Linked DNA regions of Homo sapiens: all the other regions are linked to region 1. A link is a loop called in an ENCODE intact Hi-C map of the cell type or tissue named here. Cell type or tissue: sigmoid colon. All regions are shown on one strand. Links, peaks and the distances in the headings refer to the core of each region. The heading gives the core; the rest is flanking DNA. Region 1 holds the start of LOC124906892. Region 2 has its middle 44 kb from the start of MACORIS. Region 3 holds the start of LOC105376482 (a long non-coding RNA gene).

What was found. Peaks named below come from ENCODE experiments on the same cell type or tissue, not always from the same donor. Only the 100,000 strongest peaks of a DNase experiment are listed, where the experiment ranks them.
Region 2: a loop joins it to region 1, with 4 times the contacts of the local background. A loop is called at or near these places in 4 of 110 quality-filtered maps.
Region 3: a loop joins it to region 1, with 4 times the contacts of the local background. A loop is called at or near these places in 2 of 110 quality-filtered maps.

Annotation. Positions count from the first base shown.
Region 1 is chr10:31,599,797-31,607,095 of GRCh38, reverse strand. LOC124906892 reads right to left here and starts at 4,234. Exons shown (of 4, transcript XM_067756347.1): 1 at 3,777-4,234; 2 at 2,682-2,840; 3 at 2,369-2,465; 4 at 878-1,170. The coding sequence starts at 4,074. The coding sequence ends at 1,014. It overlaps LOC105376484 (a long non-coding RNA gene), which reads left to right. Exons shown (of 3, transcript XR_930803.3): 3 at 1-4,062. RefSeq lists a silencer at 3,233-3,822. In sigmoid colon, for the core only: no CTCF peak of the experiment used is centred there; DNase peaks (open chromatin) are centred at 2,835, 3,505 and 4,475; H3K4me3 peaks cover 1,706 bases; H3K27ac peaks cover 2,089 bases.
Region 2 is chr10:31,659,782-31,667,080 of GRCh38, reverse strand. No RefSeq gene overlaps it. Among named protein-coding and RNA genes, the nearest start is that of MACORIS, 44 kb to the left of the region's middle. RefSeq lists enhancers at 1-860, 861-1,732. In sigmoid colon, for the core only: no CTCF peak of the experiment used is centred there; a DNase peak (open chromatin) is centred at 2,040.
Region 3 is chr10:31,129,412-31,136,710 of GRCh38, reverse strand. The region is part of intron 2 of LOC105376481 (a long non-coding RNA gene); the gene reads right to left. LOC105376482 (a long non-coding RNA gene) reads left to right here and starts at 2,507. Exons shown (of 4, transcript XR_001747412.2): 1 at 2,507-2,591; 2 at 3,346-3,546; 3 at 6,193-6,302; 4 at 6,540-6,728. LOC105376483 (a long non-coding RNA gene) reads right to left here and starts at 2,811. Exons shown (of 3, transcript XR_930798.3): 1 at 1,910-2,811; 2 at 23-198. RefSeq lists silencers at 2,378-2,427, 2,488-2,847. In sigmoid colon, for the core only: no CTCF peak of the experiment used is centred there; DNase peaks (open chromatin) are centred at 2,278, 2,870 and 3,594; H3K4me3 peaks cover 1,506 bases; H3K27ac peaks cover 1,836 bases.

The DNA of each region.
Region 1 (7,299 bases), core at 1,319-6,318:
TTCTGCAGGTCAAGCTTTTCTGCATCAGGTCAAGAACCAGCAGGAAAACCATCAAGTGCAGTGGGAGTTTTGAGAAAGAGGAGGTGGTTACTGATGCCAGATGCTGCAGACAAGTAACATAAACACAAGAAATTGGACATATTCTGCAATGCACTCCCTGTCAAGAGAGTAGCCTCAGGAAAATGGGAAGAAGAAATGGAGCAAGATAGCAGCAGCAGATTGGGCATTAAGTAGGAGGTGAGAAAATAGAGATAGTGAGTAGAAGGGAAGGGCAGAAGTTGAAGAGGGTCAGAGATGAAAGAAAGTCTTTGCTTATTCAGTTTTTGGGCAGGAAGATGAACATATGTATTGCTGAAATGACTGAAGATTCTAGAGAAGTGGTGGAAGTGATGGAACAAGGGTCGCCAGGTGAGGCTGAACCAAGGGTGCAGGAGAAGGAATTAGCCACAGGCAGGCGGAGGGAAATTCTCTGAGAAGCAGGTAAAAAGGCCTTTGACTGTACCTGGCAGGAACCAATTTAAATCTATTAAAACAAAACAAACAAACAAACAAACAAAAAACAAACAAAAAAAAAAAAACAAGAGCATGGCTGGGCCCCAGGACCACCTGGACCCAGGACTTTTCTCTTCACATCTGTTTCACTCCAGTCTCAGCCCCCGCAGGTCCTAGTTTCTTCAGCCTGGTGGAGAAACAAGGCTGCCATCAATTCCCAAATGTTTATCTTCACAGTGACAGCCATGGGAGAAAGGCTGCACTAACCTTCTTGGCCTCAAATCAAAAACTCTAGAGAAAGGCTGTCACTGGGCCATCTTGAGTATTTATTTATTAGCTTGTTTGCAGATTTTAACTGAACATTCATTACTTTCAATTTTCCAGCTTTATTTTTTCAAATAAATTTTATTGTGCATATTTGACATTTACAACATAAGGTTATGGGATGCATTTGATAGTTACTATAGTAAAGAAAAGTAACATGTCTCTCATCTTGAGTATTTTAGGAGTCCAACCATGGGTCAGTGAATTCTGGCTAATTCTGGCTGTGGACAGGAAGTCCTATGTAAGCACATGTCAGCATCCAAGGGTGCCTCACAGATGGAGTGGAAGGAGAGGCAGTTTTCATTGAAGAGGGAGGGTCTGGTCAACAGATAGGTATCCATCCACAAATTTAGTCTGGAGGTGGAGAGTTCAGAAAATCTGAGAGGTTCGTATCTTAAGTATTTTTTTGTTTGTTCAGTTGGTTTTGATTGTTGTTGCTATTGGTGAAGTTAGGGTCTTTTCCAAGAATTAGGGGATAGATGACGATTCGGGCTACAAAAGGTTTGGAACTCTATCATGTGAAATGAGAACACCAACATAAGGACTGAGCAATGTTGAGAAGCAGCAGAGGGTAGAAGGCATAACTGTGTCACAGGATCAACCCAGACTTATTCATGTAATGAATGTTACTGATGGCTATCTCTAGTATCATCCAGTATCCTGGACATAGTAGCGTGAAAACACAGTTGGGTTGATCCAAGGTTGGAGAGTGGAAATATAGGTTGTTCTGGGCATGGCAGCGGGAACAAAGGAGCTGAGGTGGGAGGAAGGGCTGAAGTAGGGGGGATCTACCTGCAGAAGAAGACTGTGAGATGACCAGCACAGGGAAGAGGACAGAGAGCTTGGGACACAATTGGGAAATGGTGACAAAAGCTGTTGTGTCTCAGTGGTGCCTCTTACGATGCCCAAGGGAGATGACCCCTCAGGAAGAATGAGCACACCCTGGTGTGCTCAGGAAAGTTCCACGAAATTATCAATGGCACCTCTTTCTGTTATTGAGAGATCTCCAATTTGGATGCTGAATCATGTGGTCTGTCCACCCAATGCCAGGTCTGAAGCGATCGAGGAAAATGGCCTTTCGGGATGTCAACTTTGTGTGCTGCAGCCCCAGACCCATTGGCTGGAAGGAGTAACCCTGGCTTTCCACCTGCTTGTTCCTACCTCTTGTTTCTACCAAGGGAAACGGAGACTCCTTCAAAGTCTCCAGCACCTGCAGATTTGGAGTCTGAAGAGAAAGGGTCAGAGACAGAAACAAAGCCACCCTGGCCTGGCCTGCTGGCTGACTGCAGGGAAAGCCCACATACACTTGAGGCAGAAGGGAATGGCAATGGGCATGAAAATACTGCCCATACCCAAACTGTGTTCCCTGAGGCCATCCGATACACCCAGGGTGCTTCAGGGCAGTAAGTCCCAGAAACCACATGCAATTTCTGACCACACACTTCAGCTTTTCTTGGCATGAAAAAGGCAAGGGCCATGCCTGAATGGTTTTTGTATCTCCCACAGCGAAGACCAATGTCTTGCCCACAGTAGATTCTCAGTACATACTTACATGATCAATGGGATGTCCTTTTCAGGGCAGATTAGAATGGTCCTGTCTCGGGACAGGTGCCTCAGTTGGTGGCCTTGAACCTGGCTTGTAGACCTAACTGTGCAAGAATAGACCACAGGAAATGGAGCAGCTGAGGATGGGGGAGCAAGTTGGAAGGAGCTGGGGTGGAGTTTTTTCCTGACCCCAGCTGGTGATCAGCTTATGCCCTAAAGCAGAAGGATTAATAACCAGGGTAATTTTATCCCAGTCAGAATGTAACTACAGATGTGGGCTTATTGGGTGAAACAGCTAATCCCTTCTCCATTTGGCTCACTTGTGAAATACGATGAAATACGATGCCTGGGGCTATCAAAGCACGATTTCCTCCTGGGCCTGCTGCTGTGTGCAGCCCCACTCTCCTGGGCGAGAGGACAGCTGTCCGTGGACAGTCTTTTGGGCTCCTGCCTATTGGATGGACTGACTCTGCCGCTGACTGAGGGTGGAGGGGAAGGGAAGAGGCGTGTGGGTGGGTGTGTGTCTGTGGACTCGGGGAGGGGAGGGTGGAGTTGAAGGAAAATGTCAGGTGTTGGAGCGGACAGGCGCACGGAGACGCTGGAGGAATAAAAGACTCCTGGAAAAAACCTAAGATTCATTGCAACCCCAAGTCCCGAAGGCTAGAGGGATGGGGAGGCAACAGGAGGAGGGCGTGAGGCTAAGGGGGCACACCTGGTTGTACACGTGGCCCAGATCGGAGCCAGCAGGCCTCGGGTGCTGGCCACGGGAATTTGCAGCATGACCATAGTGGGAGGCTCTAAAGCCAGGAGAACTCAATCAAAGAGCTGCTGCTGATGGAGCAAAGATGAAAGGGTTTCCAGGCCAGCCAGTGAAACCCTTGGAGTTTTTCCCCGGGCAACCACCCTGGGGCGAGTAACAGGAGATACGGTTGGTGCCGAGGTCTGGGAGTCCAGTGCGGCAGCGGGAGGGAGGTAGGCTGGGAGTCCCGTGGGGCTTGAGGAGTGGGCGGGGCCCCGGGCGACGGGGCGTGGCCCCCTGAGCCGTCCGGAGGCCGAGCGCGGAGAACTCGAGAAGGGGCGGGGCCGCTGAGCGGTCCGGAGGCCTAGCGCGGGGAATCCGGAAGGGGCGTGGCCCCCTGAGCAGTCCGGAGGCCGAGCGCGGGGAGTTGGGAAGGGGCGTGGCCCTGCCCGAGCTGGCGCCAGGGAGGCTCCCACCTGCCAGGGGTTGTACATGGCCGCCCTCCCTCCTCCCGTGCTTCCCCGGGCGGGTCTCTGCGCGCAGTCTCCTGCCGGGCGTGGCCAGCCTTGCAGCTCATCCCCCGGGGTTGGCCGGGTGGTCTCCCCCCGCACGTCCCCGACTCCCAGACGCCTTTCCGCGGGGTGCGCCCGGGGCGCTGGAAGCCTGGATCACTTACGCCGAACGGCCCGGGCTCCCCGTGCCCCACCTCTTCTTCGCCCCTCGCGTCTTTTCCGTCCCAGGCTGATGGAGCAGGCGAGGTTAAAGCTTCGTTCCAGACACTTTAAGAAATGTTCCGGGGTTCTTGGAAGTTGTTTAGGAAAAGCAGAGTGCCTGGCATCCTCATCCAACGCTCCCGAACTAGAGACGGCATCTGGCTTGAGGGGTCGTGGTGGGCGGGCGGAAAGGCAAGAATGACCAGGGGCTTTAAATAAAATCTTTCCCATTTTTCCCTTTTCCTCTGACCTTGCCTCCATAATTAATCCTCCCACTGTCCCCAACCCCCAAGCCCAAAGAATATAGAGACTAAAGCCCCTTATCCCAGAGGGCTAGGTGAACCCCCGGGGTCCTCCGGCTCAGCCTGGGAGCCCAGGCAAGGATTTCGCTTCCAGGGCGGGCTTCAGGGTTGGGAGGCGCACATCGCCATGGCAACGAGTTCTTCCCGTGGGAATAAGAAACTCCCGAATGTGGAGCAAATTGGAAAGGGACCTTCCAAGAGCCAGCTGGGGCTCCAGGCAGGCAGGGTAAGGGGAGGTGGTCTGTAGGGGGTGGGGATGGGGAGGCACAGCTGATCCCAACCCGCGACCCTGATTATGGCGCCAGAGCTGTGCGTGTTGCCTCTGAGTCAGATGGGGCCACACATGCTGGACACGTGACATGACATGCTCTCCCATGGCTGCCAGTTGGCAGATGTGTTTGCTGACTTGCTTAGAACAGCCACTGCCTGGCTAAGTGGGACAGTTCCCTTCTGTGGGTCTGTTCCAACCTCCCCTTGGTGGTGAGACCAATAGCTCCTGTTGGGAGAACGAGTTTGAGCTATGAAATTCAGTTCTCTGGCGCCGAGGCCATTGATTTCTAATTACAATTTTTTTTCAAGTTTCAAAAATTTTAAAGTCCCAAGTTATATATGTATATATTCCAATTCAGAAAGGTGTAAAGAAGAAAAGGAAAGTGATCCACAACCCCCAATCCTTCTTCCCAGACATAACTATTGTTAACATTTCGTTGTCATTCTTCCAGATTCTTCATGTGCACATGTAGCTATATGTATGTAGGTGTATTTATATAAGCACCACAGACATGCAAAGCTGTCTAAAAATCTGTATCATCATTTCTTTTTTTTCTTTTCCTTTTTTTTGAGACAGAGTTTCACTCTTGTTGCCCAGGCTGGAGTGTAGTGGCGCGATCTCGGCTCACCGCAACCTCCGCCTCCCAGGTTCAAGCCTCAGCCTCCCAAGTAGCTGGGATTACAGGCATGCGCCACCATGCCCGGCTAATTTTGTATTTTTAGTAGAGACAGGGTTTCACCATGTTGGTCAGACTGCTCTTGAACTCCCGACTTCAGGTGATCCACCCGCCTTGGCTTCCCAAAGTGCTGGGATTACAGGCATGAGCCACCGCGCCTGGCCTATATCATCATTTCTAATGGCAACACGGGATATACCATGATTAACCTATTTGGTATTGCTGGACATTAAGTGGCTTCCCAATATTACCCTTCTATGTGATGATATGCATCCTTAGACAGTTTTGCACAACCAGTGTGCTAATTTTCTTAGGTAAACTTCTAGGATTCTGGGTCTAAGGGTATATGCATTTAAACTTTCAATGCACATTCCTGTAATCTGGGTCAGTGGATTTTTTAGGAGCCAGTGGGCTTTATTTTCTCCCCTATGAGTAGTAGGAATCAAAGGGAAAGGTCCCTTATATATGGTGTTTGAGTTTGGATTCCCCTTGAAACAAAATGTGAAACAAGAATCTGGGCATGAGTCGTATTTTTCAGAGGTGATACAGAAAGCGCTCTGAGCAGTGAGCAATAAAAGGTACATTATTGAATGGGTTATTGCTGGAGCACTCTGAGAGACCATGAGAACACTCCTCAGGATTGTCCTGCATTAGTTTCTGCGGGGCATCACCACTCCTGGTCTTCTGACTGTCCCCACTGTTATTTGAAAAATGTCTGCAGGTAAATGCTAAGGGAAGCCAAGGGGACACAGCTGGAACACCTACAGCTTCAGCCACAGAGGAATTACTACTCCTTTCCCCAAAGCCAAGCCAAGGGTGAGGTTACTCCAGGACAAAATTGCATAATGGGTTAAGTTTTGCATCAGTCTCTCCACCTTCTCCCCCTATTCCCTAAACCATCTCTTGATGCCAACCCCAGCTGGCCAAGGTTCCCAAGGCACAGCAAAGAGGTAGTTGGTCTTCTCAACAATTATTTAGAATGTTAGAAACAAGATTTTTTATTTTTCCAGGCATATTAATATTTTAAGACAGAAACCAAAGGAATTGATGACAGTGCTGGCATTTCAGGCACTGTGGCAGCTAAAGGTGTTTTTGGCAGGGGGCACCCAAGCCTGTGGTTGGTCCAGCAGAGAAATTCTGTGTGTCTTCTGAGAAGCAGGAGGTGAGAGGATGCAGGATGAAGGCAGAAGCAGAGTGGGAAGGAAGAGGCTGGTGACTTAGTTCCCTCACATGGATGACACTCGCTGGCCTGGCCATTTTAGAAAATGAAGCAATAAAGAGGATATAGGGCTGGATTTGTGGCTGGAGGGAATGAGAAAGAAGAAGTGAGCCATTCAGGTAGATCACCTGAGGTCAGGAGTTCGAGACCAGCCTGGCCAACGTGGCAAAACCCCATCTCTACTGAAAATACAAAAATTAGCCGAGTGTGGTGGCAGGCCCCTGTAGTCCCAGCTGCTCGGGAGGTTGAGGCAGGAGAATCGCTTGAACCCGGGAGGCAGAGGTTGCAGTGAGCCGAGATCATGCCACTGCACTCCAGCCTGGGTGACAGAATGAGACTCTGTCTCTTAAAAAAAAAAACAAATGAGCCACTGAGGCAAGAAGGAGTGAGATGGGTTGTTAAGAGAGGAAGAGAAGGCTAGGTGCAGTGGTTCATGCTTGTAATTCTAGCTGCTTGGGAAGTTGAGGTGGGAGGAGTGCTTGAGCACAGGAGTTCGAGACCACAGTGAGTCATCATAGTGACACTCCAACCTGGGTGACAGAGCAAGACACCATCTCTAAAAAAAATAGAGAAGAGTAGTTGAGTGGGAGAAGAGAACAAAGAAGAACCTCATTTGGGCTCAATCAGCTACTAACTTCTTCCCTTCCTACAGTCTTGGCTTTCTGTCTTCCCCTCTGGCCATTTCTGCTCAGAGTCCATTAGGGGTTCACTTTTTTCCTGCCTATCCCCTAACTGCTGAAGCCACTTAGAGTTCTCCAGCTGCACGTGATCTCTGAGAGATCAGTGTGCCACCATGGCCTCTGCCGCTGTCACGCACAGATGCTGCACAGATGGCTGGCCCAGCTTGCTCTCAGGAGCTCAGTTCCCACCCATCTAGAAGTTGGCAGAAGTTGAGGCAGTGGGAGGAATGTCGGGGCACACATTCCCTTTACCATGTGTGTTCTCTGGTTGTCTTCATATTCGAAAGCTAGTGTCCCCAGTTAAGTTGTTAGCTGCTTGAGCCTGAAGGCTGTGAATT
Region 2 (7,299 bases), core at 996-5,995, 60 kb before region 1:
TCAACATGAGATTTGGAGGGGACAAAATATCCAAACTATATCATCCCCTTTATACCAGGCTGTGTTTTCCAGTTTTCCAAAGTCTTTCCCACTCACACAACGCATGCTCTTGACGGACCAATTCAACCTTTTCATATCACCTGCCTGAGGCTGTAGGTACTGGAGTGTACAATCCCCATTATAGAGGAGACTTAACTACTAAATGAGGGCAGGAAAATCCCACAGTTTTACCACCCTTTGCCCTGCTTTCTGATGGGAACTGCCCACCCAGAACCCCTGCTGCCAGAAAGACTGTTTTGAGACAGGTTCCCCGATTGCATACTGAGCAGTTTAGGTGGACACCTGATCACAGGGCAGTCAATTCACAGGCTGATAGTGACATGTAATGGGGCCGAGCATGGAAAAGTGAGCTGAACCAATCACATTTTCTTTCTCGGCTTTAAAAACGAAGAAAGTGTGAACCAGCAAGCTTGCAATGGTTTTGATGCTGAGGGCCCACAGAAGTCATGATGGGCCAGGAACAAGTTGAAATTAGGATGCATCTAAAACAAAGAGTTTATTTCATGAGAGAGGGGAGGGAGCACGTGAACAGAGAGAGGCAGAGATATCTTGATAGAGAAACCGTGTGGCCTGAAAGAGACACATCAAGCCACGGGTCCCCAGAGCTGTCTGGGTTCCTCATGGTTTTTCAGCTTCAGACACAGGCGCAAGTATATTCTTGCAAGAAACTCCAATTTCTTGAGCTAACTTGAGTGTTCTCTTGTCCTTGCACTCAAGAAAAGCTAACCAAAGCTCCCTTAAGGCCTCTGCTAACTTGAGAGTCTGTGATTCTACAAATTTGAATCTAAGGGTTTACCTCCAGGATATGAACTGTGAAAGGAAAATATCTTGGGCCCCTAAAATCACTAAGCTAAAGGGAGAACTCAAGCTGGGAACTGCTTAGGGCAAACCTGCCTCCCATTCTATTCAAAGTCATCCCTCTGCTCACTGAGATAAATGCATATCTGATGGCCTCCTTTGGAAAGGCTAATCAGAAACTCAAAAGAATGCAACTGTTTGTCTCTCACCTACCTGTGGCCTGGAAGCCCCTCCCTGCTTTGAGTTGTCCCATCTTTCCAGACCAAACCAGTGTTCATTTTACATATGTTGATTGATGTCACCTGTCTCTCTAAAATGTATAAAAACAAGCTGTGCTCTGACCACCTTGGGCACATGTTGTCAGGACCTTGTGAGGCTGTGTCACAGGCGTGCGTCCTCAACCTTGGCAAAATAAACTTTCTAAATTAACTGAGACCTGTCTCAAGTTTTCGGGGTTCACAGACTGCTCCCTGACACCCAGGTAAGCCAAGCACACTGTGGACAGATAACCCATGCAGTAGGGATCCATCTCTAAGACTACTTTCCCAAATCCTTTTTCTTCTGCAACAAAGCCATGCGTAAAATTTTAGAGGTATAAGCATGCAAACACCTTAAGATCTAATTTTATCACATTATCATATTCCCAACAGGAAAAAGAAGTGTGTAGGTAAACCTATGTGCTTTCTTATATGCATCTGTCAACCCTAATCAGACACCCTCTTCCTTCAATAGAAAAAATGATTCAGATGTTGTCATCAGACTTGTGAACCTGAAGAATATTTAACTTGTTGATTAAGTACTTAACATTACAAATGAATGCAAAACTGTCTATCAGTTCTGGTGTGATTACTTTGGAAAGGTTGTAAGTTTTTAGGTGGCTGTGATAATGAATGACCTTTGTGATATTAAAGCCTTCCTTGTTGCGTCAGCTTTTTGGAGGAGTTGCTAGGCGGGCCCCAAGAAGAAGAAAAGAAAGATGCCTATTAGAACTCATCATAAAGTCACTGATTTGTTTTTTTGTAAGCAACTGCTGTTGAAATTAGATGACAAAGAACAGGCTGTAGCTGCCCCTGTGAAGGGAGTTGTGGATGTGTAAAGAAATTTGTTATTGGGGAAAGCTTCCAACTATGATGGCACCTCCCTGGCACCGGCCACAGGATCTGCAACCTGTCTCCGAACAGTCACATACACTGGGGGGACACACAGACACAAAACAGCTGGGCGGTTGACTGACCTTTCCACTTTGCAGCCCAGTATTTTGGCGTCATGGAGATTAAGACTTGACTGATCTCACTGGAAAATTGTCTAAGCATTTGCTACACTCTGCTTTTGTAGACACCAGTCCCATTCCCAGGGGAAAAAAATCTACACCTGCTGAATCTTTTCAAAACCGGTAGATACAGGACATTTAGGACAAATTAGTGAAACATGCCAATATTTGCCCCTGCCCTGCTTCTGCTAGAATTTCAAAGATTTTGTTTGTCAGAAAAAGATATCTTTGTAATTTCTAGTAATAAAGACAAATTAACAACAACAAAAAAACTGCCCAAAAGAGTGAGAATAAGTTTTCTTGTTCTCTTTTCACATTTCTTTTTCGCTTTCACACAGTAAAATACAGCAAAATTCACTCCTTATGGCGTATGGGTTTTGACAAATGCAGAACATTTTTCTTTCTTTTTTTTTTTTTTCTGTTGCCCAGATTGGAGTGCAGTGGTGTGATCTCAGCTCACTGCAACCTCCGCCTCCCGGGCTCAAGTGATTCTCCTGCCTCAGCCTCCCAAGTAGCTGGGGTTACAGGCATGCGTCACCACACCCAGCTATTTTTAGTATTTTTAGTAGAGATAGGGTTTCGCCATTTTGGCCAGACTGGTCTTGAACTCCTGACCTCAGGTGATCCTCCCGCCTTGGCCTCCCAAAGTGCTGGGATTACAGACGTGAGCCACAGCGCCTGGGCCGCATAGCATTGTATTTCTATCACCACGATCATGCTCGGAAGAGTTCTATCATTTCTCAAATTCCACAATGCCGCCTGTTTGTGGTCAGACCTTCCATCCTTCCCCAGCCAGCAACCACTGATCTGTCCTCCATCTGTACAGTTTTGTCTTTTCCAGAATGTTAAATAAATGGAATCATTTTGTATGTAGACTTTTAGTTTATTAATTGTTAATTTATTAACTTATTTTTGCCAAACTTCCCACTGATATCATGTTACATGCAGAGAGAAGAATACCAGAAGAAATATTTGGGGCAGGGGGTATCTTAAAAGACAAGAAGGAGGAAGTGGGGAAGTTGCTGTGCTCAACTGCAAAATTATTTTCATTTGTGCAGAGAAGTTATCTCAGAGGTAGTCAGAACCAATGAAAAAGATTTATGCATTCAAACTTAGACTTTCTGTAATACTCTAAGGAAGAATTGATGAGCTTAGTCTTTGATTATCTTTAACCAGCCTTGGGATCTGACCCAGGGCTAGGTAATTAACAAGAGTAATTAGCTCCTGTTGCGGTTGTGGTGTATGCTTGTGGAGAAAAGTGCGCATTAACTCTGTGTGCCCCACAGCAGCCTCCCATATTATGTTCCCCATACCCCTGCTTTCCCTCCTTAGAATAATTGCCTCATGAACAATGGCTCGTGTCAGCTTCATCCTGCTTACTAGGGGAACATGATTTGCCACTACAAGTAAACCTGGTGGCAGGCAGGGCAGCTGGCTAGACTCATATTTAGGTCTTGAGATTGATATTAAGTTTAAAAAATTAAGTTAAAAAGTTAAGTTAGATTTGCTCTACTAGAGATTCTTGGAAGGCCCACTCTAAGTCAGGCTCCTGCTGGATCCATCCACACACTTATTTTTCAGATGAGGAAGGCTGTGACCCAAGGACTTCTATCCAGCCTCTCTGGCCCCACACTTTCCCCAATCTTTGCAGGCTCTGAACTGCCGCCTCCCTCAGGAGCCTTGATAGATCCTGAAAATGGCGGCCGTGGCCAGCTTCTATAAAGAGGAGATGGGTCACATACTCTGTGCAGGCTATGTGCTATGTTCTGTCAAAGTTAATCTGCCCGGGAAAACTCCTGAGAGCCTCCCAGTCACCCTACGAGGGACACAAAGGGTAGGGAAGCCAAGTCCCAAGAGCTCTTTGGGGCCTGTTTAAAATGGCCACTCCCCCAGCCTCTTCGTGGGCATCTGCAGCTGCTGTTTGCAAGGAAGTTTAGGGAAGATGGCTGAGCTCTTCACCGACCGTCCTAACAAATAAGCCATTGGCCTCAACTCAGACCCTTTAGAAGAGACCTCAGTGCCTCATAACTTGGAGCAGTGAGTGGACGCCCACCTGTGCCACTTGAAACGGGCTCTGTTGCAGCCGCAACAGGGTCTGAAACCCACATTGGTAGCGTCAAATGCAAGCAGTTATTTCATGAAGACTCCGTGTGTGTGTGTGTGTGTGTGTGTGTGTGTAGCACACCAGTGAAAAGTGGGAGGTAGAGAAGGTACAAGAAAAGGGAAAGACAGTCTAGGCTGTTGCTTGGAAGAGCTTGCTGGGAAACAAACCATCATCATCTCAAACAGCTTGGTGACATGGGTCCTGAAGATGTACACATCCCCACAGTCATATTCTTGTCGGAGTGGTGGAAATAACCTGGCAGGAGACTTTTTAAAAACCCAGGCTCTGGAGTCAGGGAAATATGCACTTGGTTTCCAGCTTTCACTTTCTGTCTTCGTGACCTACGGCAAGTTCCTTCACTTCTGCAGGCCCCTGTTTCCCTATCTGTTAAAATGGAGGATATTCTACCCTCAGAGGGTTGTTATGATAAATCAGATAATGCAGCTGAAGCAAATCAACTGAAGACTATTTGGCTCCAAAATCCACACGCCTAGGCACTGGGCATTACTTGTGTATGTGCAATGATCGTGTGTGAGCATGTACTTCTATTGCAGTGAGCTCAGGGGTGGGTGGATCATGAGGTCAGGAGTTCAAGACCAGCCTGGCCAACATGGTGAAACCCTGTCTCTACTAAAGATAAGAAAAATTAGCCAGGCATGGTGGTGCGCACCTGTATTCCCAGCTACTCAGGAGGCTGAGGCAGGAGAATTGTTTGAACCTGGGAGGCAGAGTTTGCATTGAACTGAGATGGTGCCATTGCACTCCAGCCTGGGCGACAGGGAGAGACTCCATCTAAGTAAATAAATAAAAATAAGAAATCCATTTAAGGTTAACTTTTTCGGTTTTGACAGTCTTACAATAGAGCTAATAGGCTGAATGGGGGCAGGTAAGGCCATTTAAGAACTGCTAATAAGTGCTAGCATCTTGGCTTTGCTGGGGATTCTATCTACTGGGGATGAAAGGTGATGTCTTGGAGTATTGTGATTAAGTGATTTCCACCAAACCTCAGGCAGCAAGTAGTGCACATAGAGTTATCCGGACTGAGTATAAAAGCCTGGTTATGGAGGGGTTATGTGTTCTGGTACCAGCCAGCTATTATCTAGTGGGTTTATTTATGGTTAAGTGAGAATAAGAACTGGAGAACCATCCTTTATGTGGTTGATATGAGCTTCTCAGACACTGGGCAACTCCTAGCCCTCTTGTACATTGCAATAAAGTGATATAGCAACAAACAACATACATGCCTACCCCCATTTTCCCCCTACCCTCCAAAACTCCTACAACTGTGGGCTTTCAATATTTGTTTACAGGAAATCTGAGAGATGCTCATTTCAAAAATAGCTTTAAAAAATTATCCAAGTAGGCCAGGCATGGTGGCTCACACCTGTAATCCCAGCACTTTGAGAGGCCAAGGTGGGCAGATCACCTGAGGTCAGGAGTTCGAGACCAGCCTGGCCAACATGGTGAAACCCCGTCTCTACTAAAAATACAAAAATTAGCCAGGTGTGGTGGCACACTCCTGCGGTCCCAGTTACTTAGGAGGCTGAGGCAGGAGAATTGCTTGAACCTGGGAGGTTGCAGTGAGCAGAGATCAAGCCACTGCACTCCAGCCTGGGCCACAGAGCAAGACTCCGTCTCAAGATAATAATAATAATAATAAAAATTAAATAAAAAAGAGAAAATGTGGTGAAGCAAAGAAAAGGAAATAAAATAGTCACCTACAAGCCCCCTCCTGCTGTCCTGCAAGATAACTGTTGTTAACATTTTGGTGTGTATCACTTCAGTATCTTTTAAATGTATGTACACACATACACACACAGACTATATGTGTATAGACGTATGCATATGTTTATTTATAGAAATGGGATTGCACTGCACAGTTATATAACCTGAATTTTTCACATACTATCTCATGAACATTTTCTAAGTTATTAAATCTTTGAGGCACTGTGTCTTTTTATAAAGGAACACTTGCTTCCACATTAGACATTTACAGCGCCTCAGCAGTGTGGCCCTCCAAAGAGGTCTGGCCCCTGTGTCTACCCCTTGGGTATATTGTGATTTCAGGAAGCTTGAATTGGCTACTGGAGCTCCACATGTAAGAAATCAGCTTTCAAAGGCACTAAATAGGAACCAGAGTTATTGTGGCTTCTTCATAAAAGTGAACTGGAATAACAAATGCTGTCTGACATCTCAACCAGCAGGGACGCTTTGCTGTGTGTGTACATTTGCAATCCAAATAAGGCATAAAAACATGCAAAGAGAACGGACAGCAGAGCCCGGGGGGCCTGGAAATGCTTCCTTGTCACTTCTTTGGCAAGGAGAATGATCTTCCACCATCATCTTACCTCCATCCTACCATAAACCTGCCACGGAGTTCCCTTAGAGGGCTGATAGCAACCAGACCTCCAGCCTGCGGATAAAAGACTTGTGCCCTCGTTTCACCAGCAACCTCGAGATCCCTCTGTTTTGAAGTGTATTCATGCTGGCTCAGATCAGTGAGCCTTGGTGTGCTGATTCAGACACAAACTAATCCTTGAGGCTTCAGTAAAAAGGGTTTTGATGGCATTTCAAAATAATGTTAATGGAATCAACCACAATTTATTAACCAAGGCTAGAGATTTCAAAAGTTGTTACTGATAAATAAGGCTGGATGACTTCTGAGATGTGGGGTGTCTGTCTGGTTCCTGGTGGGGGTTCCTCTACCTCTTGGTCCATCGCTTAACCCCAAACAGGGAATTCTTGTGCTCTGGCACCATCTCATTGTATGGCAGGACTCCTGGTGGCAGGTGAGTCTTAGGCTTAAAGGGGGAGAGTATATTTGGAAGCTTCGTGTACCCAAACCACAGGAAGGACAGTGGTGCAAGTGGGCCCCTGGTGGGCCTTGGGAACCATGGGGTGCTGCCACTCCCTCTCTTTCATCTGCTGCCTTCTGAAGGCCAGTTTCATTCCCTCCACAAGAGCATTTCTGGAATGTCTGTCAACGAGGGTTGCTGGAGGCATGCTGACCGGCCTGGCTGGATTCCCATGCCATTGTCGTTAGGTACCTTGATGGTGGCCCCTCCAC
Region 3 (7,299 bases), core at 861-5,860, 470 kb after region 1:
TCAGACGTATGAACCCTCCTACCTATTAGCTGTGTGGCCTTGAATGGATGAATTAACCTTTGAGCCTATAAAAGGGGAAAAACCATAGAACCCACTCAGAGGGTCTCTGTGAGGATACATTGCAAGCACATGAACTAGCACATAGTAGGTCTTTTTTCTTCTTTCCTAGGCTTCATAACTGAGTGTGGCATAAATGACCTAGAAGAGAAAAGGACTAAAATGAGAAACTGAAATGTAGTTTTGTCTGAGTAACTCAAACATGGTCCGACCGATCTGTCTTTTGGTTTTAACCCATGTTCCCCCGTGCTGCCTAAGAAGCTGAGTTTCGGCATGAGTTGAATTTCTGTCTTTAGTTTCTAAAGGATTTACACTAACTAGAGCATCGCTAGATAACTCAGGGTGATGCGAGAGGCTCACACCCATGAGAGAAATTGCTGCAGGATCTCAGGATGTTTAGCAGGGAGAAGACTGTGTGGGGACAGCAGAGCTATCTCCAAAACATTTGTAGGGTAATATCATGTGCAAAAGAAATTAGATTTATTCCGCATGACTCCATAAGTGGAGACATATTTTGGTTTTATAGATAGAAGACATTTATGAAAAATAAGATTGTTACCCAGGCACGGTGGCTCCCACCTGTAATCCCAGCACTTTGGGAGACTGAGGCAGGAGAATCACTGGAAGCCAGGAGTTCAAAACTAGCCTGGGGCTGGGCGCAGTGGCTTACACCTGTAATCTCAGCACTTGGGGAGGCCTAAGCGGGTGGATCAATTCGAGACCAGCCTGGCCAAGGTGGTGAAATCCCGTCTCTACTAAAAACACAAAAATTAGCCAGGCGTGGTGGCACACACCTGTAGTCCCAGCTACTTGGAAGGCTGAGGCAGGAGAATAGCTGGAACCTGAGAGGCGGTGCTTTCAGTGAGCCGAGATCTCACCACTGCACTCCAGCCTGGGTGACAGAGCAAGACTCCCTCTTAAAAACAAACAAACAAACAAACAAACAGCCTGGGCAACATAGCAAGAACCCATCTCTGCAAAAAATTTAAAAAATTAGCCAGGTATGGTGGCACATGCCTGTAGTCCCAGCTACTCATAGGCTGAGGTGGGAGGATCCACTTGAGCCCAGGAGTTAGAGACTGCAGTGAGCTGTGATGGTACTACTGCACTCCAGCCTGGGCGAGAGAGTGGATCCTTGTCTCTAAAAAATAAATTTATAAAATCTGAGGTAGAAAGGGTCCCATCACTAACACTCCCTAGGGGCCATACAGGGAATTCAGTATTGGAAAAGGGTTGAATGAGGTGACTTCGAGGGTTCTTTTCCAGGCCAGGGAGGCTGCAATTCTGATGGCTCTGTAAATGCAAGGTTTTGCTGCAGGAAATTAAGGCGGAACAGGCATAGCGAGGTGTAAGGCACACGCAGGAGCACACAGATTGTGCTAATATATGAACTTTTGAACTTTAACCTTCTCTAACAAAAGAACGTCATGCCACATTGAAAAAAAAAAGGCCTTCCACTGCTAGAAATGAAAACATTCATACTTTAGTGTATCGTATTTTATAGGTTCATGTAGACACAGGGGCCAAATGAAACTGAACCAAGATCTTAGGCATTAAGTTACATTTTAATTTTACCTTTTCCCCTTTGCGATTCTGACATAAGCAGTAAAAATGAACCTGGACCTTTGACCTGAGCAGTAGATATATTTTTTAATTAAATTTTTTTTTCCATTCACCTGCGAACCTCTACTGATTGTTTCAGTGTCTTGGTCAACCGCTTTTAACAGCGAAACATTAAAGCCACTGCAAGAATAAACAGGAAGCTGGTGTTTAGGTGGGAGTTCCTAGGAATTTTATACCACTGACCACAGAGGCCAAAAGAGAAAGGAAATAGGAAAAACAGTGTAAATACCTGGGTGACTAATGACTTTGCACAGCTCAGCTGGCTTTTCTGAACATTTCATGGGACGTCTCTCCAGGGGAAACAACCTGAAAATGTTTCAGGACTCCGGGTGGCATTGAAGGGCCAGAGAGGGGTGTTTAGTGCACGCTGTTGGCTGGCTGGTTTTGTGGGTTTTGTTCACCGTCTACCGGGCAGAGAGCCTTTCTGCCGATGTCGCCAGATGCCTCTCTCCAAGCGAAATGACCCATTTGCATGCGTGGTGCAGACATTTTCCGGAGCTCCAGGGCTCCCAGGCCTCCCCAGGCCTCCGATTGTAAAGGATCGTAGGGCCACCCCTTTCCTTGTTCACATGGACAGCGCCTAAGAGGATTTAGAATCAAGTGGGCACATTTGCACTGCCTTGTTCTGAAGAGGCAGCTGGAGCGCGGACTGGCCTGGCGCAACCCACCGCGGGTCCCGGGGGACCGCATTGTCTCGGAGGGGCCGCCACAGGGGCTCCATTGTGAGCGGGGCCGGCCTTTTTCTCCTGCCCTCTGTCTCCCCGGGCCTCCCCTCATCCCCCCCACCCCCCCTCCACGCAGACTTTTCTCTCAAGCTGCCGGCACCCCCGGCTGCCGCATTTCCAATGCAGGGGAGCGGCGAGGCTCCGGGCTGGCCATCTGCACGCGGAGATTGACAGCAGTCCCGGAAGGTCAGCGCCTCAACGATTTCTGTCTGAACAGCAGGCCACCCAGGCCTCGCGAGCAAAACAAGGACATCTGCTCCCCTTAATTTAGAACGCTGGTTCTAATTTCTCCGAAGCCCCTTGCTTAACGCCCTCCTCAGGCTGCGGGGGAGGGGGCGAGGAGGGGCAGGACAGACGCGGCTGCCCGCCCCCGGCTCCCCAGCTCCCGGGGAGAGCAGCTGAGTCTGGCGGGAGTAGGGAGGGGGGTTGGGGTGAGGAGCCTGGTCACTCACGTGACCCGGGTGACGTGGCGCGGGGGAGGGGCGGGAGGGCGGAGTGGGCGCCGGGCCTGCCACGCCCGGGACGCACAAATGCTTCTGGGTCTGCAGAGGAGCAAGCTGCGCTGGCCCACGAGGCCCTTCTCCCCGGGGCAGATGGATTTCAGGCGCCCCCCACCCCTTGAGGAGAATATCAAGGAAATGGACAGAAGAGTATATTACAACTATCATCTCTGCCCTTGGCCTCGTGAGGGTCGCTGGGCTGGGACAAAGTCCTGCCTGGGCAGTTGACATCAAAATTCGTCGTGCCTTGCCTGCTTTATGTGGGCAAAAGGATGAAAGAATTGCACTTCTGTTGCGCTTCCACTGCTAGATCATAAGCTCCCTGAAAACACGTTGCATCTGTGTCTCTAGCAACTTCCACAAATGTTTGGAGAATAAATTAATGTGTGGCAGGGCGCGGTCCCTGTGAACTCTAACTGTGCTCTTTTTCTCTGTGACAGAAAAGGAGACATTGCAGAGAATCAACCTGTGCCTGCAGCTAGGGATTCGTTAATTACTTTGTTCCCTCTTTTCCTCCCTCCCTCCCTTCCTCCTTTCCTTTCGCTAACATTTTGATGGATACCTCATGTGTGCTGGAGATCAGGCGGTGGACCAGGGATACAAGAAACGAGACTCCTAGCCCTTGAGATGCTCTTCATGTGGTGAGGGGTGCTGCATACAAGCAAACAGTTCACCAGGGCTCTGGGTGACAAGTGCCATGGATAGCAGTAGGGCGGCCCTCAGCCCAGCTCCTGGGGAGGGAGGAAGGGAGGGAGGATGTCCAGGTGGAGGCTGGGTGAGTAGAAACTTACCAGGAGAAAGGCCCTTTGCCCACATAGGTCTCCCTGCATAGCCCACCCCCAGCCCATTCCCCTCCCACTTATTCCTCTGGCCTCAGGTGAAATGTCACTTCCCTGGTGCCTGGGCCAGATCAGGTCCTCCAGTTACAGGATCCTGTAGCTCTTTCATCTTCTCTTTTGTAATACTCATCAAATGTACAACCGGGCAAAATTCACCCTCCCCACCGGACTGTAAGTTTCGTGAGCCAGCACTGTGCCTGACTCCTCATGCCCCATAAATACTTGTTGAGCCAATGAATAGTCAGACTCCTCTTAAGTTAGTGAGAAATCCATACATACATTTTCTGTTTGGGATGCCAGGACAAGCTGTGACGGCTCCACTCCGAGTACCAGTGGGAACTGCCTGGTACCAAGGGGCTGTGGTTTCAAATTTATTATTTTGTGATATTCTGCACCTCGGTGATTTTGAAACTGCCTTCTTCCAAATGAGTGTCAAGTAGATGCTCCTCAAAAAGGGATCCTCGGGCAAACAGGTTTCTTTGCCAGAGGATTTTACAGAGCCTATGATGTGTTCATGTGCACTGTCCTCAGGCAGGTAGTTTGTTGAAGAAGCATCTAGTAACATTTGCAGCTGGAGGATATCGATGAAGCTCAGTGTTAACTTTGCCGCACCGTTTCTCCGTAACTCCTCCTAGGCTCTGAGAGATAGAAGGAGCTGGGATCAAGGGATCTGCACAAGATTAATTTGCCATAATGAAGGTCTACTCCTTCCCCTTGATTTCTTTGTTATGCCATGTGACAAATTGTTGTTTTTGACAAACAGAGCATTGAGGGAGGCCGAGGCAGATAGGCAGATAGATCAGCTGAGGTCAGGGGTTCAACACCAGCCTGGCCAACATGGTGAAACCCCATCTCTACTAAAAGTACAAAAATTAGCCAGGCATGGTGGCATGAGTCTATAGTCCCAGCTGCTTGGGAGACTGAGGAAGGAGAATCACTTTAACCTGGGATGTAGAGGCTGCAGTGAGCCAAGATTACACCATTGCACTCCAGCCTGGGCAACAGAGCCAGATTCCACCTCAAAAAAAAAAAAAAGGATTGAAGATGTAGATTAAGGAGGCATTGGGGGTACTCTATAGTGTCACCTGAGTTTAAATCCAGCTCTGGCACTACTTAGCTGTATGACTTTGGAGGACTTCCTTAGCATCTCTGTGCCCAGGTACTTTATTTGTACATAGAGATAATAGTTTCTAATTTACAGTCTTGTTAAGACGTTAAAAGCTCTTATAGGCACGTAGAATTCTCATGGTAGATATAAATTTTATTTAAATTGCTAATAATTGGTTAATTAAAAAATAAATATCCAACCTCTAATAGGTTAATTTAACTAATTAAGCCTGGTGTATTAATGGAGAGGGATCACAGTGGCTGATAGCCCGAGGGACTAGGTTTTCTCTGCTTGCTGCCTTTGAGCTTGAGTGAAGCCTTCTGCGCCTTGGCTATTTGTTGCTTTTCCAGCTAGAAGGATTCCAAGTCTTCAACAGCATTACTGAGCTCTTCCTCTCAATAAGTTTAAGTTGTAATTTCATTACACTTCATTCTCAAATAGAAGAGTTGAGCAGCTGTGTAGCAAGATCCAAAACACTTTGTTTACAATTAGTTTTCCAAGGATTGGCTTAATAGCCAGTGGCAAATTTCTCAGCAATAGGTTTATGAGCCAGAGAAGCATTTCTTTTTTTTTTTTTTTTTTTGGATACAGGGTCTGGCTCTGTTGCCCAGGCTGGAGTGCAGTGGTGCAATCATAGCTCAGTGCAGCCTTGAACTCCTGGGCTCAAGTGATTCTCCTTCCTCAGCCTCCTTATTAGCTGGGACTACAGGTGTACACCACCATACTTGGCTAATTTTTTAACATTTTGTAGAGATGGGTGTCTTGCTATGTTGCCCAGGCTGGGTTTAAACTCTTGGCCTCAAGCAACCCTCCCACCTTGGCCTCCAGAGGACCATATTATTTTAAACAATAGAGACTGTTTACAGTGAAAAGGAAAATAGAATCGTACCTTATTTGTTGTAGCTTAATTTGGCCATAAAAGAGTCAATATTGTATTTTCAGAGAAGAAAAATTTTCAGGGGCCTTATATGAGAACACAGTGTGAAAATTCACATTATTTTCAAACTGTATTTAAACCACCCAGCCTAAAAGAAAGTTGCTTCTGGAAAGTCAAAGATGCTCTGAAAATGAGTGGAGATATGGTTTCTTACCTATGTGTATAAAATGAACAGTTTTATTCTTTCAACTCTTTATTATCTCTATAGGACATTAAGTTGGGCCGCATGTGCTAGACTAGATGTCTGGAGTAAATCTGTTTTCAGATATAATCTCTGGAGCATTCATGAAAGCTTCATATTTTGACACAGGAAGCAAAGAACATACTTGCAAATGCTGGCTCTGTTCATGGATGGAATGGTGCTTGAAACAAGTATCCTGCTGACATTACTTAACTCTTACAGGGGTCATTACTTAGGGATCAGCAATTTGCTAAAGATGAACAGATTCTAAGAAGATGGTTTTCCAGCAGCAACCAATTTTAAATCTGGACTGTGCACCAGGCACCTCTTGGGTATGACCTCAGTGCCTTTGGGTGTCCCTTGTCCCTCATTCCAGCTACTGATGCAGGTTCTGAGCAGCTTCCTGCTGGGGCCTTGCCTCATGCCTTTGCCTCACACCTCTGCTGGAGCTTCCAGAGTCTGCCCTGGAGCTTCTCTAAGCCGTCGGGGGCCCATGCATTTTGCCCAACCCAGGAGTGATCAATGGAGTCTAAGTGCTAATGGATAAATGTTTTCCTTTCTTCCCCCAGATGGACAGCCCTGAAACATCTTTCATGCAACTCCTCAGGCAGCCCAGAAACAGCCAGGAACCATTCGCCAGGAGCTGTGGCCAACTTAATAACTCATCCTTGTATTGGTTTCCATCCTCTGTCCTTCATCCGTCTTGTCTTTTACTCCTACTTGCTGGATCACACATCCCAATAAATTTTTGCACTCAAGCGTTTGTCTCAGGATCTGCTGTCCGGAGGACCAAGACTAAGTTCAAGTCATATTTTTTTTTTTTTGAGATGGAATCTCACTCTGTTGCCCAGGCTGGAGTGCAGCGGCATGATTTTGATTCACTGCAACGTCCACCTCCCGGGTTCAAGTGATTGTCCTGCCTCAGCCTCATGAGTAGCTGGGATTACAGGTGCACGCCACCACACCTGGCTAATTTTTGTATTTTTAGTAGAGACAGGGTTTCACCATGTTGGTCAGGCTGGTCTCAAACTCCTGGCCTCGTGATCCGCCCGCCTCGGCCTCCCAAAGTGCTGGGATTACAGGCATGAGCCACTGCGCCCAGCTGCCTTTTTTTTTTTTTTTTTTAACTAAATTGAGTTACACTGCCTAGGCTATCTTCACACACCCCCACCATCTCAGGCAGTTTTCCAAATGCAGAAAGCTCAGTCCTCTTTTCACTGAGTGCATCTGCATCCTGGTGTGTGCATGAAATGGGTGATGGGGTAACCTGTCTCCTTGCGTTGCATGTGGTGGGTCTCAGGGAGAGTGCTGAGTCATGATGTCTTGGCA